Linked DNA regions of Homo sapiens: regions 2 and 3 are each linked to region 1. Evidence: read pairs that join two places in POLR2A ChIA-PET (ENCODE). Cell type or tissue: Panc1. All regions are shown on one strand.

The links. Peaks named below come from ENCODE experiments on the same cell type or tissue, not always from the same donor. Only the 100,000 strongest peaks of a DNase experiment are listed, where the experiment ranks them.
Region 2: POLR2A ChIA-PET joins it to region 1 with 5 read pairs; 1 of 35 experiments calls an interaction of 5 or more read pairs at or near these places.
Region 3: POLR2A ChIA-PET joins it to region 1 with 6 read pairs; 2 of 35 experiments call an interaction of 5 or more read pairs at or near these places.

What each region holds. Positions count from the first base shown.
Region 1 is chr2:159,944,083-159,952,082 of GRCh38, forward strand. PLA2R1 (phospholipase A2 receptor 1) reads right to left here. Exons shown (of 30, transcript NM_007366.5): 24 at 7,258-7,496; 25 at 5,526-5,694; 26 at 3,337-3,477; 27 at 2,719-2,835; 28 at 824-1,000. Among named protein-coding and RNA genes, the nearest start is that of LY75-CD302, 43 kb to the left of the region's middle. In Panc1, no CTCF peak of the experiment used is centred here; no DNase peak of the experiment used is centred here; H3K27ac peaks cover 4,739 bases.
Region 2 is chr2:158,502,229-158,510,228 of GRCh38, forward strand. All of the region lies in intron 1 of PKP4 (plakophilin 4), which reads left to right. Among named protein-coding and RNA genes, the nearest start is that of PKP4, 49 kb to the left of the region's middle. In Panc1, no CTCF peak of the experiment used is centred here; a DNase peak (open chromatin) is centred at 971; H3K27ac peaks cover 4,658 bases.
Region 3 is chr2:159,832,315-159,840,314 of GRCh38, forward strand. It overlaps LY75-CD302 (LY75-CD302 readthrough), which reads right to left. Exons shown (of 38, transcript NM_001198760.1): 26 at 3,166-3,331; 27 at 1,730-1,897. It overlaps LY75 (lymphocyte antigen 75), which reads right to left. Exons shown (of 35, transcript NM_002349.4): 26 at 3,166-3,331; 27 at 1,730-1,897. Among named protein-coding and RNA genes, the nearest start is that of CD302, 38 kb to the left of the region's middle. In Panc1, no CTCF peak of the experiment used is centred here; no DNase peak of the experiment used is centred here.

The DNA.
Region 1 (8,000 bases):
AGCCTGGCACTCTGTGAAAGGATCCTACATTACCATCCAATTTTATTCCCATCACCCCCTGACGTGAGCCCTTTGCTCTAATTGAAACACATTCTTAGTTGCTGCCTTTAATCAGGCTGGGCCTTTTCCTCCTCTGTTCCAGCTTCTATAATTCTCTTCATCCTTTGGGATCCTAAAACCTCATGTCTGAAGCCTTCTCTAGCAGTACAGGCCACAGCAATCCCTCCTTTATAATACTGACATCTAGAAATTGCTGTAATTATTATAGACATTTTCCCACCATCAGTGACTAGAATTTTCTAGCTTAGATTTCTAAAATTATTGTTTTTTTTAATTACTAAACACTAAGTATGTTACTGATGATTAAGTTAAAATGTGACTTTTATGACACATTATGCTTGCAACAGGGAATCACATCTTCTTGTCTACAGCAAATATACATAAGCCTAGATTATATTTCCTGAGGCCAAACATAAACCTTAAAAATTCTGAGTAGCAGTCACCAGAATGAAGGTTGCTGGTTTACATTCCTAGTTCTATTTGCTTGAGGGAAAATGATTTTTTGCCCATTAGGTGATCAACCTGGGTGACACAAGAAAAATCATAGTCTTTGAGTTGACTTATAATGATTTTTTTTCTCATATCAGAGAAAGAAGGAGCTGAACTATTCTCTGACTTGTTTGGTGCAGAACACAACAATAATGTCAGAATCTATCTGAATACTCTCTCAACTTGGATTTTAAAACCTTTAAATGCTAAAGAAGTCAGTCAACATTAGTTAAGGTAGAATCAAAATGAAGAATTACTCTCTGACTTTACCTACCTGCCTCCATTTTACATATAAAGCCTTTTTTTTCTTGACACGGGGATAGCTGCCATAATCCTTCAGGGATCCTCAAGGCAACACAATGATGGGGCTTGAAGTAGTCTGTGTCTGGCTTCCGAATGCCCCAGTTTGACTGGTCTGTGGGAGTTCCATCAAACCACTTTATGGTTTCATCTGTGAGAAAATTGCTGACTCATTATGAATTATGTGCATGGTTATCAAACATACTAAGACTGGAATTAACCATAAAAAGCAGCCCCTGAATTTTTTTATTTTTTTATTTTTATTTTTATTTTTTTATTATTATACTTTAAGTTTTAGGGTACATGTGCACAATGTGCAGGTTAGTTACATATGTATACATGTGACATGCTGGTGCGCTGCACCCACTAACTCGTCATCCAGCATTAGGTATATCTCCCAATGCTATCCCTCCCTCCTCCCCCCACCCCACAACAGTCCCCAGAGTGTGATGTTCCCCTTCCTGTGTCCATGTGTTCTCATTGTTCAATTCCCACCTATGAGTGAGAATATGCAGTGTTTGGTTTTTTGTTCTTGCGATAATTACTGAGAATGATGATTTGCAATTTTATCCATGTCCCTACAAAGGACATGAACTCATCATTTTTTTATGGCTGCATAGTATTCCATGGTATATATGTGCCACATTTTCTTAATCCAGTCTATCATTGTTGGACATTTGGGTTGGTTCCAAGTCTTTGCTATTGTGAATAGTGCCGCAATAAACATACGTGTGTATGTGTCTTTATAGCAGCATGATTTATAGTCCTTTGGGTATATACCCAGTAATGGGATGGCAGCCCCTGAATTTAATGAGACTCTTGAACTAATACATTCAACTCAGTAAATACAGTGATGTACTCAACATCAAAAGGTAGGCATTAATAAAGTTGCCTCTTTATTTTAGGTACAGTGTTCTTATTTAGGTCATTTAGGTTATCATGTTTCTTAATGTGACAGTTTGAATTTTGAAATATTCCATATATATATATAATCGATTTAAAGAAATCATTTGATAAACAAAACTAATCGAGTAAAGAAAAATCCTTTGAAGTCCTAACATCTTCATCATTACAAAATGGCTCACTTTCTAAAAAGATTTTACAGTGAATTTCTTTAATACCAAGCCAGCCATGTACCAAGGGGGTAGGGGCGGTAGGAGAGTCCATCCCATGTGTGGGCAATAGTGTATTGTCTGAAAATAATTTAAAACTAACAATACAGCTAACTAAAAGTTGGTCTGCTTTTTATTATCACCATCTGCTTGAAATTCTAAACAATGTTGGTGATTAAAATACTCCTCCTCGAAAGGGTAGGCTCACCCCCAACCTTGGTACACCACTGTAACAAGCTCTCCATACCAATTAAAATAATTTTCTTCACAAGTACCTTTCAATAACCATCAATTACATAAAGAAAAGAATACCATGCTTCCATTTTATTACAAACTCTGGTTTTTATGAGTAGCAAATAAGAATCCTAACAGCACAGTTCATCATGGAAACATTTCCATAACTCTATTGTGCTTTTATAACATTTAGAAACCTGGGATATTTTCCAGTAAATATGGTTTTGGTATGCAATGACTAAGTCTGTGAACACAAAGTTCCAGCCAAGCATCTTCCTGCTAAGGGTAAAGATAAACATGTTATTGTTTGTTTTTATTTTTGGTGTTCTGGGATTATTTTAAAAGACAAAAGGGTAAAGAAAAGGGTTGCAATGTTGTTTTTGGAAGAAATGGCTTTAGGCTTCATGCTATTTTTTCTCAGAAAACGTATCCAAGGAGAGTTTTCTGGCTCACAGATGCCATTATCATCAGCTTTAACAACCATGTATTTATTTATGTCCTCTCCTCTACCCAAATCACTTACTGTTACCATCAAATTGAGCATTCAACCAAACCATCTGGACAGAAGAACCAAAAGCAAACAGCTCTTCTAGGAGAAATGCATTTTCAGCCTCATCCTTGATTGTTAAAAGATTAGAACCTATAAGAGAGACAAGTAGCAAAGGAATATTTGTGTTTACACATAAATATACTTTAAAAAATGTTTCCTATACTATTAATTGTAAAGCTCAGGTTTTGAAAAGTGAAAATTTCCATTATAAAGAAGAGACTTTAAATTAAAAAAGTAAAACCACATTTTTTAAAAGATACAAGCTTGCACGTCAGAAGTTAAGGCATAGAATATTAATTTTAGGGAACATTCAAAATTCATAATGCAAATGCATGCAAAAGGAACGTTTTCTTCAGAAAGTGCAGTATGCTGAGACATCATCTTAGGTTTCCAAATTCTACACTGGACATTGTTTCATATAGTAGCTGTCCTCCAAACAAGCAATTTCAATAGTATTTATTTTTTCAATAGTTTAGTTTTTGTTGCTCCTAAAGTCACTAAATAATGGGATGAATAAAGAAATCCACATTGTTTACTGAAATGGCAAGAAGGAGCACATGAAAGCATTTTTACCATCACAAAAACAATTACCTTCCTTTTTGCAAAATTCATGAGCAGCCTCAAAACTCATACTGTCTAGGACTGTAGAAAAACTGTAGCAATTACTTTTAAATTTTATCCAGGGAATAGATGTTTCTGAGCACAACTCTGGGTGTTCAGATTGTCTTGTTTCTGTGAAGAAAAGCCAGTTATGATTTCAGGGTGGTGACTGGGTTTATTTATTGAGATAAATATTACATTACATTCTATAAAAGATCAAGATAAATATATGTAACAAGATTTTCATGGTAATACTCTGAAAGATTGGGTTTCATGTAAATGATTATAAAACTAGGACCAGTTTATAGCATTTCTGACAGAAATAATCTTTACCTAAACATAACAAGATATGTTAAGGCACAGCTTTGTAGGCTTAGTTTGGGTGCTGCCTGGGTGAGGGTGGCTCTTTCATGTTTACAATTAGCATCCTAAAGGTTGGAACAAGCAGGGGCTATGACTCCCAGAGAGAGTGGCAGCTGACTGATGCTGGTAAAAGAGATTTCCAAATGTATGCATTTCATGCAGTGCTGTGTATCACAGATTTGAAAAGTCCTTACCCACTAATAAACCTGTGAAAGAAAATAATGCATTCAATAAAGTATCATAACATAGCATAACATAAAATAAATAAGGGAACTCCAGAGGGACTTTATTTCAGAGAGCAAGCATGAGAGTTAGACACATCCATGCTGAGATCCCGGCTCCACCACTTACTAGCTGCGTGACCATGGGCATGTTACCTTGCACTTGGTTTCTTTATCTATAAAAGAGAGCTAACAACAAAACCTTTAAAAATATTTTTTTTAATTACAAAAAACTTTTTAAAAGACAAAGTCTCACTCTGTCACCTAGGCTGAAGTGCAGTGGCACAATCACAGCTCACTGCAGCCTCAAACTCCTGGGCTCAAGTGATCCTCCAGCCTCAGCCTCCCAAGTAGCTAGGACTATAGGCACGTACCACCAAGCCCAGATAATTGAATTTTTTTTTTTTTTTAACGAGTCTCACTGTGTTAACCAAGCTGGTCTCAAACTCCTGGCCTGAAGAGGTCCTCCTGCTTCTGCCTCCCAAAGTGCTGGGATTACTGGTGTGAGCCACACAGCCACCTTCCTTACAAGTTGAGAAGTTTCAATGAGTTAGAGCCTGACACTTCTTAAGCATTCAATAAATGCATTGTTATTGAAAGGACAAGATTCCAAGAAAAGGCAAGTGCTAACAAAAAAAAAAAAAAAAAAAAGGAGAAAAGGGAAGGACAGCTTTTATGGAGTTTTAGAAGTAGAATTAGCTTTTCCAAGATATATGTGGCTATCATTTACATTTAATCCTGAATTGTTTTGATCTAAAAATATATAATTTGTATGTTATTTGATACAGTACCCAGAATGTAAGTAAATACATGCACTTTTACTAAATGAGAGATTTAAAAGGAGGCCAGCTTGTGTTAGTGAATTCTATGCAGGAAACTTGATTTCTACTCTTGGTACTGGTGATGGACAGCTGTGAGACACTTAGGAAACTATTTAATGCTCTGAGTTTACATTTCATTTTTAATAAAGGGGTTAGGCCAGGTGAACTTTAAGTGTAAATGAGATATTATGTAAAGTGCAGAGCCAGATATCTAGTAAATATCCAAACAATATCACCACCATCATTATTGTAGCTCTGGAATCCTATCAATCTTTTATTTAAACATGAATCCTCAAAGTCCTCCACACATGCTTGAAGCCCATGTTTCTCATCTAATTTCCCACCCCTCCCTTACGCCTAACCTGCATTCAGGCAAATCCCAACATCGGCTTTGTCTTACGTAAGCCTCGTCCTGTCTTCCTTCCCCATTTTCATCCAGCTTTTCTCCTCAGAATGCCTTTCCATGTCCCATTATTACCCATCTACACCCACCTATTTATCAAGGCCCATCTGCACTGCCATGTCCTTCAAGAAGCCTTTCTACCTTTCTCCAAATGAATACAATGCATTCTTTTTCTTGATAACCCCCATAACATTTGCTACCTCTCTTATATCATTTTGTAGTTCTGTTATTCTTTACATCACCAACCAGACCAGAGGCTTCTTGAAGAGAGACTTCTTACTATACTCATCCTCATATCCTTTGCTTAGCACAGTGTCTTGCATACAGTAGTTAAATAAGGTATATTTTTGAGTTGAATAGAATTGAACCTACCAGGTGGCACATGACAAATGGCACCTTGCAGAAATGACTCGCAGGCTGTGCTATGCCAGCGTCCGTTGCTGTCGGCAAAAACGCAGTCACCAAGGAGGGAGGACTCCTCATCTTTCCAAAAAGTGAAAGAAGATTTGGTGCCATCAGACCAGTCAAAATTAAGACCATTCTGTGGAGGAAAACTGAGCCATCATTTCCTTGCCACGACGGCTGGCAGCATCACCCAGTGTTATCTGAGCATGCTACAATTCCCACATCGATTGCTATTTCTGCACACCTTTTTAAAGAGGGGCTAGGACATCTGTGAATACAGCTTGACAAACAGGAATATCTGCCACAAATGAGATCTTTTTTGATTTTTAGGAATTCTTGGCTCCCTGCCACAATGATTTTCTAGTGAGCAATCGGCGTGAAATTGGACCAGTACCTTGTCTTTTACAGTGAAATACATTTCAGATTGATCAATTATTCAAACATAAAATTGAAAACATAAACATGTTAAAGAAAACCTGGTTAAATTTTTTTATACTGTTGGTGTGGGGAAAACCTTTCCAAGTCATAGAAAATCCAGAGGCTATAAAGCAAAACTGACTACATGAAGTTAAAACATTCTGTACTACATGATGCAATAAATAATCATGAAATATCATTCATTTATCTCTCCCACTGGCAAGGATTAAAATTTTGAGAATACCTGGTGTTGACAAGGATGTGAAAAAACTAGACATTATCACATACTGTTGTTGGCATGTAAATTGGTGCAAACTCTTGGAGGGCAATTTGGTAGTACTTGTCAAAATTTTAAGTGTACGCAGCAATTTTACTTCTAAAAAATTATCCTACTGGCACAAGGATATTTGTTGTGCATTGTTTATAACTGTGAAAAACTGAGAAGAACCCAAATGTCTATTCACAGGAGAATGGTTTAATAAGTTGTGGTATATCCTTACATGCTGCGTTCTAAAGAATTCATGAGATTTTTATGTGCTGACATGTGAAGTTGTTAAAGATATATTAAATTAAAAAGCAAGTTTAAAGACAGCATGTAGAATAGGATCTCATTTGTGCTTGAAAAACAATGTACATATTCTTCCATTACATGAATATGTATGTGTATACATGGAAAATTTCTAGATGGCACACAAGACAGTGTTCACAATTACTAACATTAGGGAGTAGAACTAGGGGTCAGGATAGACTAGTTTACTTTTCACTACTTTGAGTGTACAATATTTTATTTAAAAAAATGAAAATAACGTATTCTCTAAACCACATCCCTAGAGGAAAATAAAACCTCAAGTGCTTAATTATAAGTGGTACTAAACTAATTAATAATCACATTTCTAGACAAGAAGCATGATTCGTTTTTTCTTGGGGATTCATTAAATGCCGCAAATTCCCAAATGCAGTGCTTGAGTTTCAGCTGTGTTCCAGTGCACATGCAAGGCAGTATCGGGGTACTTGGAAATTTTCAGAGAACCTTTGAATGGTATTAATTTCCAGACATTAGGCAAGTGGATGTTTACCCTAAAGAGGTGTGCACTCTTATTTTGTAGTCATAGGCTGTTCATAAGGTTGGTCAGGTAATTGCATAAACCAATTATTTAAGTGTTATATTTATTAATATTTTTGGGATCTTTTTTTCAGTGCTAATTTCAGTGGCCAGATCATGAAGGAGGTAGATGCTAAACTTAATTATTCAAGGATGTCTCAAGGGAGTTAGGATACCTACATCTGTGGTGAACAGTCCAATCCAGTGGGCATATCCTAGCCGGTTGAGGACAACAGTGAGGAAGGACTGGTGATACTGGTCTGTGATGCTGACCAGTTGTGCTTTGTGCATCAGGCAGGTTTTTATTGCTGCATACCAAGTCATATTTGCATTAATTATTTTGTAAGTTCTGTTTCCATATTCTAAGGTATTGGGCATTGGATACATATCAGATGTATTTACACCGTGTCCAGAAGTATCTAGAACAAGAACAGCAACAAAAGTCATTTGCAGCATCTGGATGACAAAGGAAGAGGCAAAGCTTAGCATAGATCCTTGTCACTATGATCCATGTTGATCAGAGTGCTTTCTTCTGGAATTGACTGTTTCAAAACAAGAACACTATCTGAAAGTGTAAGTGATGCAAAAAAATGAGAACACTCAGGAAATTTAATGAATTGTTTTTCAAAAACATAAACATAGATTGAACCATTTCTAGAAGATTTCCCAGTTTTGACCATCCTTTATCAAATTGACTGCTTTTTGGTGGAACTGATGGTGATCTTCTTAGGTGGGTTTCACTCCACTAACTACACTTGGCTTAATCCACACTGCTGTGGCAGAACTTAATGCTTATTAATAGCAGAAAGGCACATGTTACATAGTCATATATTGCATTGCAAACCTAATATTACAGGTGCATATTATCAGGTAAAATACTCGATTACACTTTTGAGACTGATAGTCACTATTATGCTTAATGT
Region 2 (8,000 bases), 1.4 Mb before region 1:
AACTGTTCTTGATGATGGTTCCTGGAAATAAAGCACTGGACACAGAAGTGACCTCTAGTTCCATTTGCAGCTTAGGGTCCATAAGAATTCTGGTTCTGGTCTTTCTGAGATTGAAGTCTTCCTAGTCGCAGTAGGGGAGGGATCCCCAAAAAGTTTCCAAAGAAGTTAGAGCCCTCATTCCCAAATTAGTGCCCTGGGCTGGAAATTTTAGCTTAAATTGTCTCTCAAATCCATTTGAGCTTTGAATTTCAGTGACAGAAGGCCTCACCTTGAGTTCTCTAACACATACTTGTCTCCAAGTGAAGTGTCTTCTCATCACCCCTCACCTTCTTCCCGGTCCCCTTCCATGTGGATCGCTGCAGTCACTTCTAGTTGAAATCTCTGCTACCACCTGACTTCTTTCCAGTCCTGTAGCACAACTAGTCTGTAAAACATAAATTTTCCAAGTCACCTTTAGGGAACTGCCCAATTGCAATTGGTGCAGATGGACACAAAAGGTGGTTCAAAAGTTGGGTTAACCCGCATGCTGATAGGAGTTAATGGTGATGCAGAATATTTGTTTACATTTAGTACAACTTTTACAGTGTGTTAGAGATGGTTTTTGTAAGAATAGAAGTATACATTCATAAAAGCAAAGAATAGTAAGTTCTCTCTGTTTTAAAATAAACTTTGGACACAAATCCTCGAGACTTTCTGCTCTGTGGTCGTCTATTTATATATTAAGAATGCTGTGGGAATTCTTGCTAAGAAGTGTTAAAGACTTTAGGCCTGTAATATACCTCTCTTAGCTTTGCTATCCACATGTGTTTTGCATAATTCCAGCTAGGAACCTCCCCTTGGAGGAATTCTTCAGCCTGATTAAAAGTTTGAGCCATAACACATGTGAAGGAATTGGAAAAGCTCTTGGAAGCAACATTTGTCAGATGATGTAAGCAATATCCAATTTGTTAGCTGTACTTAACTATGCTTCTGCTATTTCATAGATGCATATCAACTCATGTAGAAGATATGTCAAAAGGAATTCCAGTAATGCGTTATCTTTCATTCAATCCATATTTACTTGGTGGCTGGCTCTAACGCTTCAGTGCAGAGTCCCTTGACTCTCCTTTTGCCTCTAATTTCCTCCCTCACCTAAGATTAAAAAATATTTTGATAATTTATAAACAAATACTTCCATGGCTAAGGAAACTTGCTACTCAAAGCAAGTCTCATGAATAAGAGGGCAAATAATATTTTTGTAAAATGAAGTTATATTCTCATATATAAACTCATATTTTATCAAATCCTGTTTTAAAGTGGAGATACACTTGTAATTTTTAATTGTGTTTTCAAAACTTAAGATCTTTCATTTCTCATTGAAATTTTATGTTAAAATTTTGGACATTCCAAGTATTTTAAACAACTTCTTTTTTATTGGAAATTTTAGCAGCTGAGCAAAGTTTGTATCATTCATATACTTAGAATTATTTTAACCCCACCACCCAAACTGCCTTTTTGTCTTTTAATTGTATACACAATTCTGAAAGCACTTTGTTCAGTTGTATTACCTCATGATGTGTTACTTTAGGACAGTGCTTGTCAACCTTGAATGTATACCACAATCACCTGGATAGATTGCTAAAAACAGGTTGCTGGGCTCTGTACCCAGAGTTTCTGATTCAGTAGGTCTGGAGCATTGCTGATGGTGCTGGACCATACTTTGAGACTACTGTTTTAGGATTTCTGGTAAATTCTGGCTTTTTTTTTTTTTTTTTTTTTTTGAGTAATGAGTTTGAGATATAAGAAAACATAGAAAACGTTTGCCATAGATTTTATAGTTCACAAAATTTAAAGTTCCTTTTTAACTTCCCTTTCTTGTTGTTCTCATAATATTGCATTTTTCTTACTTTGATTTAAATGTATTTAGTGCTGACAATGTGACTTGTATTACTTGATAAATGACCAATGTACATTTGCTACTTTAATAATTTGAGAGGTCATGAAGGGAGCATTCCAATGACTTTTATACTGTCAACATTGCGTTATTAGGAAGTCAATATAAACAAGTTCCTATGAAGTACACGGCCCAGGGCCTGACACATAGTGGACACTGAGTAAATGCTGGAATGAACAAATGAACAATTGTCCTACTTCCCCGCAGTGTAATAGTTACTCTTTGAAAACTTGATTGATCCAACTTTGAATATCTGAGAATTATCTGATTTATTGATCTTTACTATTTCTTTGCTTCTCATTCTTGTAGTCCTGAGGATGGTTGTCTCACTGGCAATTTAGCCCTTCTATTAGGAAGAGAGGAGACAAGTTAAACATAAAACTAAGTTTTCACTTTTCTCTTGTTAGTAGTACTTAATTATTTACTAGAATAGGTAGTATTAACTTAAAAGTTCTTTGAGGGTTGATTCAGGTTCATTTATTCAAGCTGGCCTTATGATCTTCTAAATATCCTTAAAAAAAAAACCAACTTTATTACCTAATCTGGAATATAAATGTATCGCAAATCAGATACTACTTTTATATCCTTCTTGCAAATTCACAGGAATTTCCAATACTCTGTTACTGCATTCTAACAAAGTTTATTATGAGAGTTCTGAAGATACTGAATATGTTGAAATCTCTTTAGTGCTTCATTTTCCAACTATTTCAGTGCAATTTCAGTGATGTTTTGTCTGTTTTTGATGGCTGTCCTGTGCTTAGATAATGGATAAGAGTTACGGTAGATTGCCAAGCCATCTGTTTGTATCAGTCTTCACAAAGATGCTTCTTCCAAAGGAGAAAATGGACAGAAGAGCTTAATAGTGTTTTCAGGTGGAAATTAAGAGTTCTTTTCCTGTTCTGGCACTGATAGCATGCTATAGAATAATTCTGTTCTGCTCCTGCTTACTTCATGAGGATGTTGTAAGAGTTGATTTAATAACTATTTTGAGTGGCTTAAGGCACTGATAGGAAAGGTACTTTGTTAGCCATACAGGTATAGGAAGAGTATGAGTTCTGCCATAGGCATGCTGAATATCTGGGAGGAAACCCTGTTGATGACTGGGAGACATGAAATCAAAACTGAGCTCAGGGACCCAGAATAAAATTTTTAGTGGGTAGCCTAGAAGTGATCACCAGAGTATTAAGATTCTACCCACCTGCCAAATGTATGCCTATCAGGAAAGCCAAAGACAACCACTAAGGAGCTCTTGGAGCTTAGGGGAAATCGGGAGATTGAACCCTAGTCATTTGTCCAGGGCTTCTCCGAGGCCCAGGTTTTTCCTCCTGTACTGTGCTGCCTGCTGACAGCTGTTGCAGTTGATAAACCAGTGAACAAAGTCTCTTCTGTACTCATGTAGCTTTCTCCTTGAGATTGGGGTAGGGAGGATTAGTAATGTATTAGGGGGTGGTGATAAGCATTAAGGTGAGAAAAGAAGCAGGGTGGGTGATAGGAGAAGTGAGGGTTTTGGAGTGGCAGGGAAGGGGGTTCATCAGGATCAGAGTCAGGTCAAGAAAGGCTTCTTAGGTGACGTGACTCAGCAGAATGAAGGAAGAGACAAAGCTGGGAGAGGGCATGCCAGGGCCTGGAACTGCAAGTGTAGAGGTAGTTGCAGGGAGGGATAGAGTGCTGCTGTCCCTGGAAGTACCGGTGTGGAGGAGGTGGGGTCTGAAATGTGCCCACCTTTCCACCAGCAGATCTGGTGAAGAAGACCATAAGTACACAGGAGGCGCATCCCTCAACTGTGAGCTTCAACAGCCCTGTTTTGAAACCTTAAGTAAAAGATTTGTAAAATAATAAGCCTGAACTTTTTCCCTCCAAGCTATACTGTGAAATGTGAATTTTAAAAAGAATGGTTGTGTAAATATGAAGAAAGTACTTTCAAATTAGATGATCAGACTGCGTTTCCTTCAGAATTGTGTTGCTTTGCTTGAACATGGCAATTGAAAGATCCCAGAAGCAAGACTGTGGACAAGTTATGCCCTGGCTTTGAGCCTCCAGTCACCTTGCTCTGCAGTGCAGTCCTTGATGTTAAGTGGCCTTCCTCCAAGCTTTAGGAAGCCTCAGTGCAGGTTGTGGTTGAGGAGATGAAGAAGGCCTAAGAGGAGCAGCTCCTGTTTTTATAATTTTTTGTATCAGTGCTCCCTCCCAAGGGTATTTAAGTAAAGGTATTAACAAAATTAAGAATTTGGCAGACAGCTCAGTTAGACGATCACCAAGGTCCTTCTCATTTCTAAAGTTATTTGAAGCTGCTGTTTTCATTAGTCCTTAAGTATATGTTGCTACCATATAATTTGGCCACAAAAATGTTTAGATATGTGTCAAAGTCCTCAGGGCTTCCTGACAGAAGTGCTTCTTGACTGATTGTGTATTTGGTACAAGGGCTTCTTTGGTGATAGTTTCTACTCTCTTTAAATACTGTTCTGTTATTTTTGAAATCTGATCAAGAATTGACACAATAAATCTCTTTGATATTTATACTTATGCCTACTTTTAACCTTTTAGGAAAACTTTATGAATTGGAATATTCTAAAATCCTGAAATAATTTGGAATATTCTAAAATTCTGAAGAGAATATGAACGGATTGTTGGAATGGAACTTTTACCCGATTCCCTCAGACTAGAGTGTTCATACGACATTTTGCCAAGAAGTTCCTATAGAGGCAATATCACTTTTAGGATGGATGGGTCTAAAAGGATCATATTTAGTTTCTGGTTATTCATGGTTGCACTCACTTTAGAGGATGTGTTCCTATTAGGTTGCTGCTACTATTTGTCTCTCCTAAATAACAGTATGGAATTATAGAAAGAAAGGTTGGGAGAATAGTCGTGTGATTCTCCTGGTCAGCATAAAGCCTGTTCCATCCAGCCACTGACTATTTTGTTCTTTCTTTTGCTTTGAAGGCCAAGATGACATTTCCATTACTTCGATGTTTTTATGTTCTATACCTCTCTCTTGCTCCATATATTTTGCAGTGGTGCAGATATATTGATCCATAAATGACTGGTATTACATACTGAATCAAGGTACATGCATTCAACTCTAGAGAGAATTGTTTCTGGGTGTTTTTCACTATGTGACTCACCACTGTGAAGGTATGAAGATGAGTTTATGCCGCTAATGGGGTAGCTTTGTTGTGATGTAATTTCAGTAGCTGCCCATGGCAGCTGTTAGTCGAAGGTAAATTCAAAGCCAGATGGTTTAGATATCACAGTGGTGAAGATCAACAGAGTACCGTGAAACCAGGACTCGGTCATGGCAACCTGAGACTGTTCTAGCTAACTCTTTCTAATGTGTTTCATCTGGCACTTTGCCAGTTCAGTCCCTTGCTTACCTTTCCCCATTTGAAAAACTCTGCTTTTGGAGGGAGAATGGATTACAGGTCTTGACAGAGGCTTGGACTCTTGACTTCTTGGTTTGTTTTTTTAAATTTAAAAAAGAATTTCAGTTCTTTTGTGACCATCACATTACTGAAGTTAACATTGATGTCTTGCTCAAACTTATTTTTTTTCTCTCACACATTTCAAAAGAACCAAGTTAATACATTGAATTGAGCAGTCTGATAAGAAGGTAGTGTGGGGGGGTCTCCGGGTCCACAGAATTTCCTTGAGTGTGGATTGCTGTGTAGGAAAAGCTCTCTAAATTTTTTCTGCTGGCTGAATGTAGAGTAATGTGACCCTGTTGCTCTCCGTGGTGAGCTTTCCATAATTGAGATATTCCTGGATTCATTGCCAGGAGTGGACTTCCTTTACCTCTGCTCTGCCACAGGGTGGCTGCTGCCTTTCTCCTTTAATAAGGTATGTTCAGTTTCCCCCACTCAAAGACCATTTCATCCCTTAGACATTCTACCCAGGACATTGAAAATAGAAACAAGGCCAGGCACAGTGGCTCACGCCTGTAATCTCAGCACTTTGGGAGGCCAAGATGGGCGGATCACCTGAGGTCAGGAGTTCAAGACCAGCCTGGCCAACATGGTGAAACCCCGTCTCTATTAAAAAAAAAAAATACAAAAAATTAGCTGGGCATGGTGGCAGGCACCTGTAATCCCAGTTACTTGGGAGGCTGAGGCAGGAGAATTGCTTGAACCTGGAGGGGCAGAGGATGCAGTGAGCCAAGATCACGCCATTGCACTCCAGCCTGGGCAACAAGAGCAAAACTCCGTCTCAAAAAAAAAAAAAAAAAAAAAAGAAGAAGAAGATGCCAGTGAAGGAAAGTTAGAAACCACTGCGTGTCCTAAGCAGTTCCTAACTCCCATGGACAATTCTAGCATGAGTTTTGTAATAGTTTATAATTGACATATAGGTAGAAAATTGATACCAAGAAACCCAGCTGTTCCTAGAGTACTAGTAGTAACTCAGAAAGAGTAGAGAATTGTACTGTAAAATGAGCAGATTGCCTTTTCACTTTCTTTTTCTACTCCATCAAAGTGCCAGCTTGCTCCATCTTTGCTAAACGTTAGATTAAATGTCTTATTTATCATGATACCTCTGATGTTCAAAATTACATATGTTGCTGTAATTCTTATGAATTGTGAGCATACATTCTTCTGCGTAAACAGATGGTACTGTTGACACAGGCTTTATAATCCTAGTAGGCTGGACATCAAAATTTTATATTTCTACCATTACCTTAATTGTAGAGAGGTTCTGGGGTGACTGTGGAAAGTCATCTAACATGTGTTCTCTTTCTTTGCACTGCTGGGTTTCTAAATATTTATTAATCATTATTTATACTCTGTAATGCCATACTTTATTGGTGAATGTACCATCTTTGGGAGGTCATTAGATATTCTTTAGTATCTAAGAGAAATATCTACCTATCAGTGAATTTCAAATTATAGTTTATGGTCTTCAGATTAATGAAAAGCAAGTTCCCACCCCCACCAAAAATTAAAATGACACAAAAATGCATCTTGGGAACATCACAATATTTTAAACTGAGAATACTAATTTTTTGAGATTTGATTATATCACATATGACTTAGATTCTGATAGATTATGAATTTGTAATCAGTTCAATTTTGTATACTGAAATTATCTTTGCACTCTGAATAAATGAAGTATCAAGCAAAATTTTAAGAGTAACAATATTTTAAGAGATATAAACACAGTTAAAATCTTTGAGGTATTTTACCACTCACTTTTAGAATTATCAAATGCTGCTTTGATCTTTTCATCAAATCAGAACAGATATCTATATTTTTATTGGCAACAATAAAAACAGTCTGTGAGGAAATGAAACAATCCAGTCTTTCATTTTCTTGCTCATTTAATCTGAACAGGTGATGTTTCAGTATATTGAGACATAAGACAATCAAGACTTTTTGAGACATAAGACAATCAAGACTTTGTTAACAGCTTTCTAGATTATTGGTGGAATTATAGCTCTGATTTATAGGGTCACATTAAAAGTACTCCTTTGTGTACACTAGGTCTGGAGGTGATGATATAGAAATACTAGTGTGGGCCGGGCGCGGTGGCTCACGCCTGTAATCCCAGCACTTTGGGAGGCTGAGGCGAGTGGATCACCTGAGGTCGGGAGTTTGAGACCAGCCTGACCAACATGGAGAAACCCTGTCTCTACTAAAAATACAAAATTAGCCAGGCGTGGTGGCACATGCCTGTAATCCCAGCTACTCGGGAGGCTGAGGGAGGAGAATCGCTTGAACCCAGGACGTGGAGGTTGCGGTGAGCCGAGATCACACCACTGCACTCCAGCCTGGGCAACAAGAGCAAAACTCCATCTCAAAAAAAAAAAAAAAGAAATACCAGTGTGACCACATTGTAACATAGGTTGTGTTATTTCCTGCTAATGGAATGTAGCTTCCTTGACTTGTGGTTATTTCCCAAAATTCTTCCTTTAAGAAATTCAAAACCCTCACCTAAAAGGAAAGAAGTTACCCAAGTAGGAAGATTGAAAATGAAATCTGATTCTTTCTGACATTTTTACTGCCAACTAATAAACAAAAGACTTCATTAAGGAAGCAGACTGTTCAGTGGTTCTTTGTGTCTGAATATGACTGATCTA
Region 3 (8,000 bases), 110 kb before region 1:
CTGTGGCATTAGATTGACAGAGGAGTGCAAACCCTCTTGTGAACTATGCATGCGAGGGATATAGCTTACATACTCCTTATGAGAATCTAACTAAGGTCTGATGATCTGAGGTGGAACAGTTTCATCCTGAAACCATCCACCCCTCCCTGTCAGTGCCAAAAAGGTTGGGGACTGCTGGGCTATACGACAGATCTTCCTTTTCCTTAGTTTTCAGTATGAGGGTTAAAAAGGCTTAATATTTCCCAAAGGGTGTTCCTCACAAAATTAACAAGGAAGTTTCAGAAAAGATCTACATGGATTTTAAAAAAAGTTTGCAAACATTGGTTTAAACAAAATTAAACTAGTTTATGCCAGTATTTCTTAAGGCATATGTTAATGTACATTTGTTAATGTCCAACAGGAAGCTATGGTGTCTAGTGTTTCTCAACCTTTTTCTTTTTTGTTGGTTATTTTTTTCAACCTTATTCTAAGGACTTTTTGCAGACCATCTCTCAAGACTGATGTTATACGGAGCATGCTTTGGGAAATACTGGTTTGATATTTTCTATAGCAACTTTCACTAAGTTCATTGTTCCATTGGTTCCAACAGTTCCATCATTTGGAAGTCACAAATCCTTAGTGGATCTCATAGGAATTATCTGAAGACTCTTGAGAGCTGAAAATGTGAAATGTGCACTTCTTTAAGCTTAGCTGCTGCCTTGTGGTGTATCTAAGCTTTTGACTGCTCCAACTAACTTATTTTCACTTCCCCATAGCCTAGCTTGATTTAATGTCCAGTTCTCTGCTCTCTTGTGTGTCATTTCTTTCCCCCTTCCTTTTTTTTTTTTTTTTTGGAGATAGGGTCACCTGTTATCCAGGCTGGAGTGCAGGTGGTTCAATCACAGCTCACTGCACCTTCAACCTCTTGGGTTCAAAGATCCTCCCTCCTTAGCCTCCCAAGTAGCTAGAATTACAGGCATGTGCCACCATGCTTTTAATTTTTTGCAGACAGAAAGTCTCACTATGTTGCCCAGGCTGGTCTTGAATGGTTGGCATCAAACAATCCTCCCACTTCAGCCTTCCAAAGAACTAGGATTACAGGCATGAGCCAGTGTGCCTAGCCCATTTCTTTTCCTTTTAAAGGAGAACCTGCCTTCCTTACAAACATAGACTAGTTCTTGAATGGAAGAGTAAAGAAAGGAGTTATGCCTATACTTTCCATTTTAACTAACACAAATTTTAATACTTTGTCACTGATAATGTAGATATTAGGAGATGAATATTTTTGTCATCTAGTTACTAGTGCTAATTAGAAATATTTATAACACAGGAAATATTTTTTTAATTAGCAAAATACAATAAGTAATGACAGTATAATATACTTGATATGGTTTGGCTGTTTCCCCATCCAAATCCCATGTTGAATTGTAGCTCCCATAATCCCCACATGTCATGGGAGGGACCTGGTGGGAGGTAATTGAATCTTGAGGGTGGGTTTTTCCCGTGCTGTTCTCGTGATAGTAAGTCTTATGAGATCTGATGGTTTTACAAAGGGCAGTTTCCCTGCACATGCTCTCTTGCCTGCTGCCATGTAAACATGTCTTTGCTTCTCCTTTGCCTTCTGCCATGATTGTGAGGCCTCCCCAGCCATGTGGAACTGTGAGGCCATTAAACCTCTTTTTCTTTATAAATTACCTAGCCTCGGGTATGTCCTTATAGCAACATGAGAATGGACTAATATAATACTTACTCAGTTTCTGGCATTTAGTATGAACTTCATCCTGTGTTGTTGCCATATGCCTATTCTTTGTTATTATGAAATTGTAGCAACAGTTCTGAAATGGTATCCACGGAGTATTTAGAACAGGAGATGGACATTTAACACTGTCAACTGGTTTGACCTCTTTTTCAGTCTCATCTAGAAAAAGAGTTAATGGTAAGAATTCTAATTTGAGATATAAATGTTAAATCCTGTTTGCAGTCATTAGGCTTGATTTGTAGGAAATATTCAGGAAGCCGAGAAGTAATATCCTGGTGAAGCCTGTCTCTGTTTATACTCAGATATAGCACACAAAAAGCCAGCTTTCTATAGGAAGGAAATTACTTGACACAATTTTCTTACCCCTGCTGTGGCATGGAAGAATGTAAAAAATGAGGTGCTATTAGGTTAAATGCAGTTTCTGTCTTCCTGCATTACCAAATGTCAAGTACAAGGGACCACCCCTAGAGATGCTGTACAAACATATTCATTATTAAAAGTCACCTAACTATAACTCTGAGAATTTATTTTAAAGTTTCTGTCTACTGATACTATTAATTTTAAAGGAACATTTAAATGAAACATTGATGTTCTAAATAAGTTATTGCTTTAACCAAGTCAAACAAAAATAATATTTAAAATCTGACATCTACAGTATCTGATTATGATCTTTTTCCATTTTATGAAAAGGCCATACATTCACAAAGATACAAATATAAACATATTCCACTCAAATACATTAAACTGATTTAATATGTGGCAGAGATCACTCAGTATCTCTCCTGGATCACAATAAGTCCCTTTGTCCATGAAGCAGTGTCTTCTTTCTACCACAGACCCACAAATGTGACCTTGCCAGTTGTAAAAACACTTTCCTCTGACTGGGCTAGAGACTGCACACCTGACTCAGGCTAAGTTCATGAGATGTTCTCTAGGGATTTACAAAGTGAAATTTAGAAATTGTCAACTCATCTCCAGTTATAGGTTCAGCTCTATCCCCGTTTTGGGGATCCTAAATTTCCCCTTGTCTTAAGCTAGCTTGAGGTGGTTGCTGTGAATCTTAAGACTCATAAAAGTCCTGTTAGTTGTGATATTATGAATCACAAAAGAATTCTCACAAATGTAAGCTTTCTACAACTATAAATATATGCAGAAAGAGGTAGAGTAACAATGGGATTTTAAGTGTTAATCCCCATTGTCAGCTGACATAAAAATAAAACATGCCTAAAATGACCCATTAATAATAATATATGTAATATATAATTCTACTTGAATACAAATTTTCACAACAAATGTTGCCATAAAAAGACATGACTATAATTTCTTCACAATTCCAAAACCAGATTTTATAAAACCACTCCTCAGAAATTCTACCACTTATGGGACTGTTAATAATTTAAGAATTAAAAGATCTGAAATTCACATACTTCCTGAATAGTAGCAAATAGCACCTGGTTGATTGTCATTGCAATCAACTGTTTTCCAGAATCCATCAGTGTCTAATACTACACAGTCTTCGAGTTGCCCATTAGTTTCAGCCCAGCGACTAAAATGAAGACGTTTCCCATCTGACCAACCAAAGTTGAGTTCATCCTGTAAGGAGCAGAAGTACATTTCAGGTGGCAATATTGATGTTAACCCTTTGTATTATTTTGACTCCCATGGTCAATCTAATGATTTTTAATTTTTTTAATATTTAATACACATTTACATACCATTTACTACATAACAAGCATTGTTCTAAATGCTTTACAAATATTGGCTTACTTAATCCTTGTAACAACCATATAGGAGAGGTACTATTATTATCTCCATTTTAAAGATGAGGAAACTAAAGGTATGTAACTTGTGCAAAGTCCCACAGAATACAAACCACAGTGCTGGGCCTTTCTGCCAGGCTGTCGATCCCCAGAGTCTATGTCCTAACCATTATGCTACGCTGCCTCACACATAATTGGATCCACTGGTTATCAGAAATCAGAAAGCTAAAATGGGGTGAGGATCACTATAAGTACTGATTAGATCAGAGACCACCTGGCATAGTGGAAAGAATATGGGCTACGGAGCTAAACCTACATGGTTTTGAATCCTGATTCAGTCACTTACTAGCTTTCATGTGCCATCTCTCCAAATTTCCATCCCCTACCAAGTTAAGTGTGACACTTAACTTCGTGGGGCTGGAATTAATGGGATAACATGTGTAAAGCCCGCAACCCAGGGGCTAGCTGGCACACAGAGAGCTGGTGGTTCCCTTCCTCTGAACTCTTCAGGCGCTGTGGCTCTCACATCACTGTTTTCACACTTGTTGGGGAGAGAAGCTTCTTCATTCACTAGATTCTGTTGTGTGCTAGAGGTCTGTGAACGTCTGCCTTTACACCCTGCCAAGGTCCTGACCACCCATCTAGGTACAGGAGATGGATTGTGGGGTACAGGCCTGTCTGAGCTTCCCCATGGTGCTGCCAGAGACCTTACATACCCACTGGTGGGCCTGGTGCTGGCCTAACAGACCCACTGAGCTAAGCTTTCCTGAGTCCCAAGACAATCTGCATCACTAGTTTATTTGAAATATGGAACGAAGCGACACAGTCTCCTTAGTAAACCATAAACAGCAACACAGTCAAGCCTCAACACCACTCGCTGCTTCATTCTGAAATGTTCATGACCAGAGTTCCAGCTGTAATCCTAGCCCCTAACCTAACCCAGTTAGGGCCTAAGCCACTGTGGCCTCCAGTGTGGCCCTTCGGCCATGCGACTTTGCCTGCACTCATTCAGACTGCCCTGCATTTCTTCCCCTTTGCTGCACTCCCCACCTAACCCTGTCCCTGATCCTTTGGAATTTCCATTCCATCTAAATAAATCATCCCACACCTTTTATCTTTTTACTGAATACAAAGTATGAAGACTATAAATATCTTTTCACTAAATTCTTGATCTTAATTGATCTTAATTTAACTCTGGCTTTTCCAGGGAATGCTCACACATTGTTGGTGGGATTATAAATTAGTTCAGCCCCTGCGGAAAGTAGTTTGGAGATTTCCCAAAAAACAAAAATAGAATTACCATTCAACCCAGCAATCCCATTACTGGGTATATACCCAGAGGAAAACAAATCGTTCTACCAAAATACACCTGCGCTCATATGTTTATTGTAGCACTATTCACAACAGCAAAGACAGGGAATCAATCTAGATGTCCATCAGCAGTGGATTGGATCAAGAAGATGTAGCACATATACATGATGGCATACTGTGCAGCCATAAAAAAGAACGAAATCATCTCCTTTACAGCAACATGGATGTAGCTGGAGGACATTATCCTAAGTAAATTAATGCAGGAACAGAAGACCAAATACCACATGTTCTCACTTATATAAGTGGGAGCTAAATATTGGGTACACATGGATGTAAAGATGGGCATGATATTGTCTGGGGACTCCAAAAGTGGGGAGGGAGTGGAGCAAGGGTTGAAACACTACCTATTGGGTACTGTGTTCACTATTTGGGTGACAGGTTCAACTGAAGCCCAAGCCTCAGCATCCCACAGTGTATGTATTGTAACAATCCTGCATGTGTACCCCCTGAATCTTAAATAAATACATAAATCTGGCTTTTCCAAGGGAATAATCTCCTTTCAGCACCCACAGGGGAAGACTATTTGATATTCTATTCTCAGATACCACAGGACTATGAGAAAGGAGTAGTGGATATTTTTATCTCCTTTTATTTCCTTTCAGGATTATTCCCCTTGTATCACTGCAAACTCCCCATGACATTCACTGAGGACTTGGTCGCCTTGCTCCTCCCTGACATTCACTAAGATGTCCCAATTCTTGCTGTCCTCCCGGTCCTACCATTAACTTGGGATGCCTGTGTTCATGTTTCCAAGCCTTCTTGACTTCCTTTAATTCTATGTATTTTTATTTCTTCAAGCTGGGTACTTGAGTGACCCACTGCATGGCCACACTCTGCACTTCACATAACCCAGAGCTGCCTCTCCTCAGACACTGTAAACGCCAACAGCATTTCCTGCATGAATTTATAGAAAAATAACTGCTCTCCCTCTCTCCAGCTGCTTGCGTCCTCCCCGGCCTTCCACACAGTGTCGTCTACTTAAGTAAAGTCTTATATTGCCACTACTCTGTTTAAAATCTTTCAATATCTTCTCATTGCTTTCAATGTAAAGTATTTATTAACATCCTGTCATTTTCAAAGAATTAAGGCAGCTATTAGGATATATAGTTAAACAGCTACACAGAATATGTTAAAATTAAGGGTGAAAGGGAAAAGAGAACCATAGGTAAAGGTTGAAAATAGGATAAGAAGTAAGACCCAAATCATTAAGTGGGGAGGGGAGTTACAAAATAGTCTGATTCCAACTGTCTAAAAAATAAATAGGTACACATAGAAAAATAACTTGAAAGATCCATACCAAAATATTGATTGAATCATGTTTATTTTTAGGTACTGGCATTACAGGTGACTTTAATTTTGTTCTTTTAATTACTGACAAATTTTCTACATTGCAATACTGTTTTTGTCTCAAAAGATTTAGGGTGACTGAAACTAGGAAATGTAATCACCTATTGTTTCCTCACAACAGACACAACAAAGCGTTTCACAGAATTTCCAATGCTGAAGATAAAGCAAGTAAATGCAATGCTATAAAACAATTGAGACTGTGAGGACTGAGTAAGCAGCTTCCCCATCTCCTGGCTTGCTCTGGGTTAATTTAATTTAATTAATTAATTAATTTTTTTATTTAGAGATGGAGTCTCACTCTGTCGCCCAGGCTGGAATGCAGTGGTATAATCTCGGCTCACTGCAACCTCCACCTCCCAGGTTCAAGTGATTCTGGTGCCTCAGCCTTCTGAGTAGCTGGGGTTACAGACGCCCGCCATGATACCCAGCTAATTTTTGTATTTTTAGTAGAGACAGGGTTTCACCATGTTGGCCAGGCTGGTCCCAAACTCCTGACCTCAAGTGATCCACCCACTTTGGCCTCCCAAAGTGCTGGGATTACAGGCATGAGCCACCATGCCCGGCCGATCTGGGTTAACTTTAGAATACCCTGTGGCTCAGAGAGACTATTCTTTAAGCTATTCCTAAATGCTACTTTTAATTGAGCTTTTGATAACAATTCTTGTTTTTCCATCCATTCTTCAGTTCAATTCTGAGTCTTCAATCGCATTTTTTCCATGCATCCCTAGACCCATCCTGGTATACTTTGGGATATACCATGGCTGAGAAAAGAGGTGGCCTATAATGCCAATAGGAATACCACAGCTTTATTTAAAAATCCCTTATTTAATTATAGCCAAAACTTCAGCTGTGTAATGATTCCGGTTTGTGCTACATGTGCAGAGGTTAGTGATGCGAATTAGTAGGAGACTAGCATTCTTTGTTGGGCTCTGAAATGAATGAGAAGTGCTTGAGACATCTATCTAGGATCAGCACTTGAGATGGAGGAAAACACTATTCAACCTCCTTTTCAGAGTTGCTTAATTTTACTTTGCTGAATTTTTTCTTCTTAAACTAGAGACTGGGGTTTTGCTATGTAGTCCAGGCTGGATTTGAACTCCTGGGCTCAAGTTATCCTCTTGCCTCCAGAGTAAATGGGACTACGGGTGTGCACCACGGTGCCCAGCCATGCTGCTGATGTTGAAAGGGATGGAAGCTGGTCGTGGTGGCTCACACCTCTAATCCCAACACTTTGGGAGCCTGGGGCGGGCGGATCACTTGAGGTAAAGAGTTCAAGACCAGCCTTGCCAACATGGTGAAACCCCATCTCTATTACAAATACAAAAATTAGCTGGGCGTGTTGGCGCATGCCTGTAATCCCAGCTACTGAGGAGGCTGAAGCATGAGAATCACTTGAACCTTGGAGGTGGAGGTTGCAGTGAGCCGAGATTGCACCACTGTACTCCAGCCTGGGTGACAGAACAAGAACCTGTCTCAAAAAAAAAAAAAAGAAAAAGAAAAAAGAGAAAGGGATGGAAAGGACTCTTTAACACTATCCATAGTGCTTCCACACAACTGATTTTTAAATTCTTCCCTTATCTTTTCATTGGCTGAAGAGATATGGCAGCTCCAGATTCTAGCTCGTCTTTGATTAGAATAAATAAAAAGAAGTGCTCAAATATATATATATCTCCACCAGAACCTTTTCCTCATTTAAACAATGAAGTACTAGATCTTTCAATAGTGGAAAGATAATTGCCTCTAAAAACCACATATTGCTGCTAGGTGCCATGGCTCATGCTGGT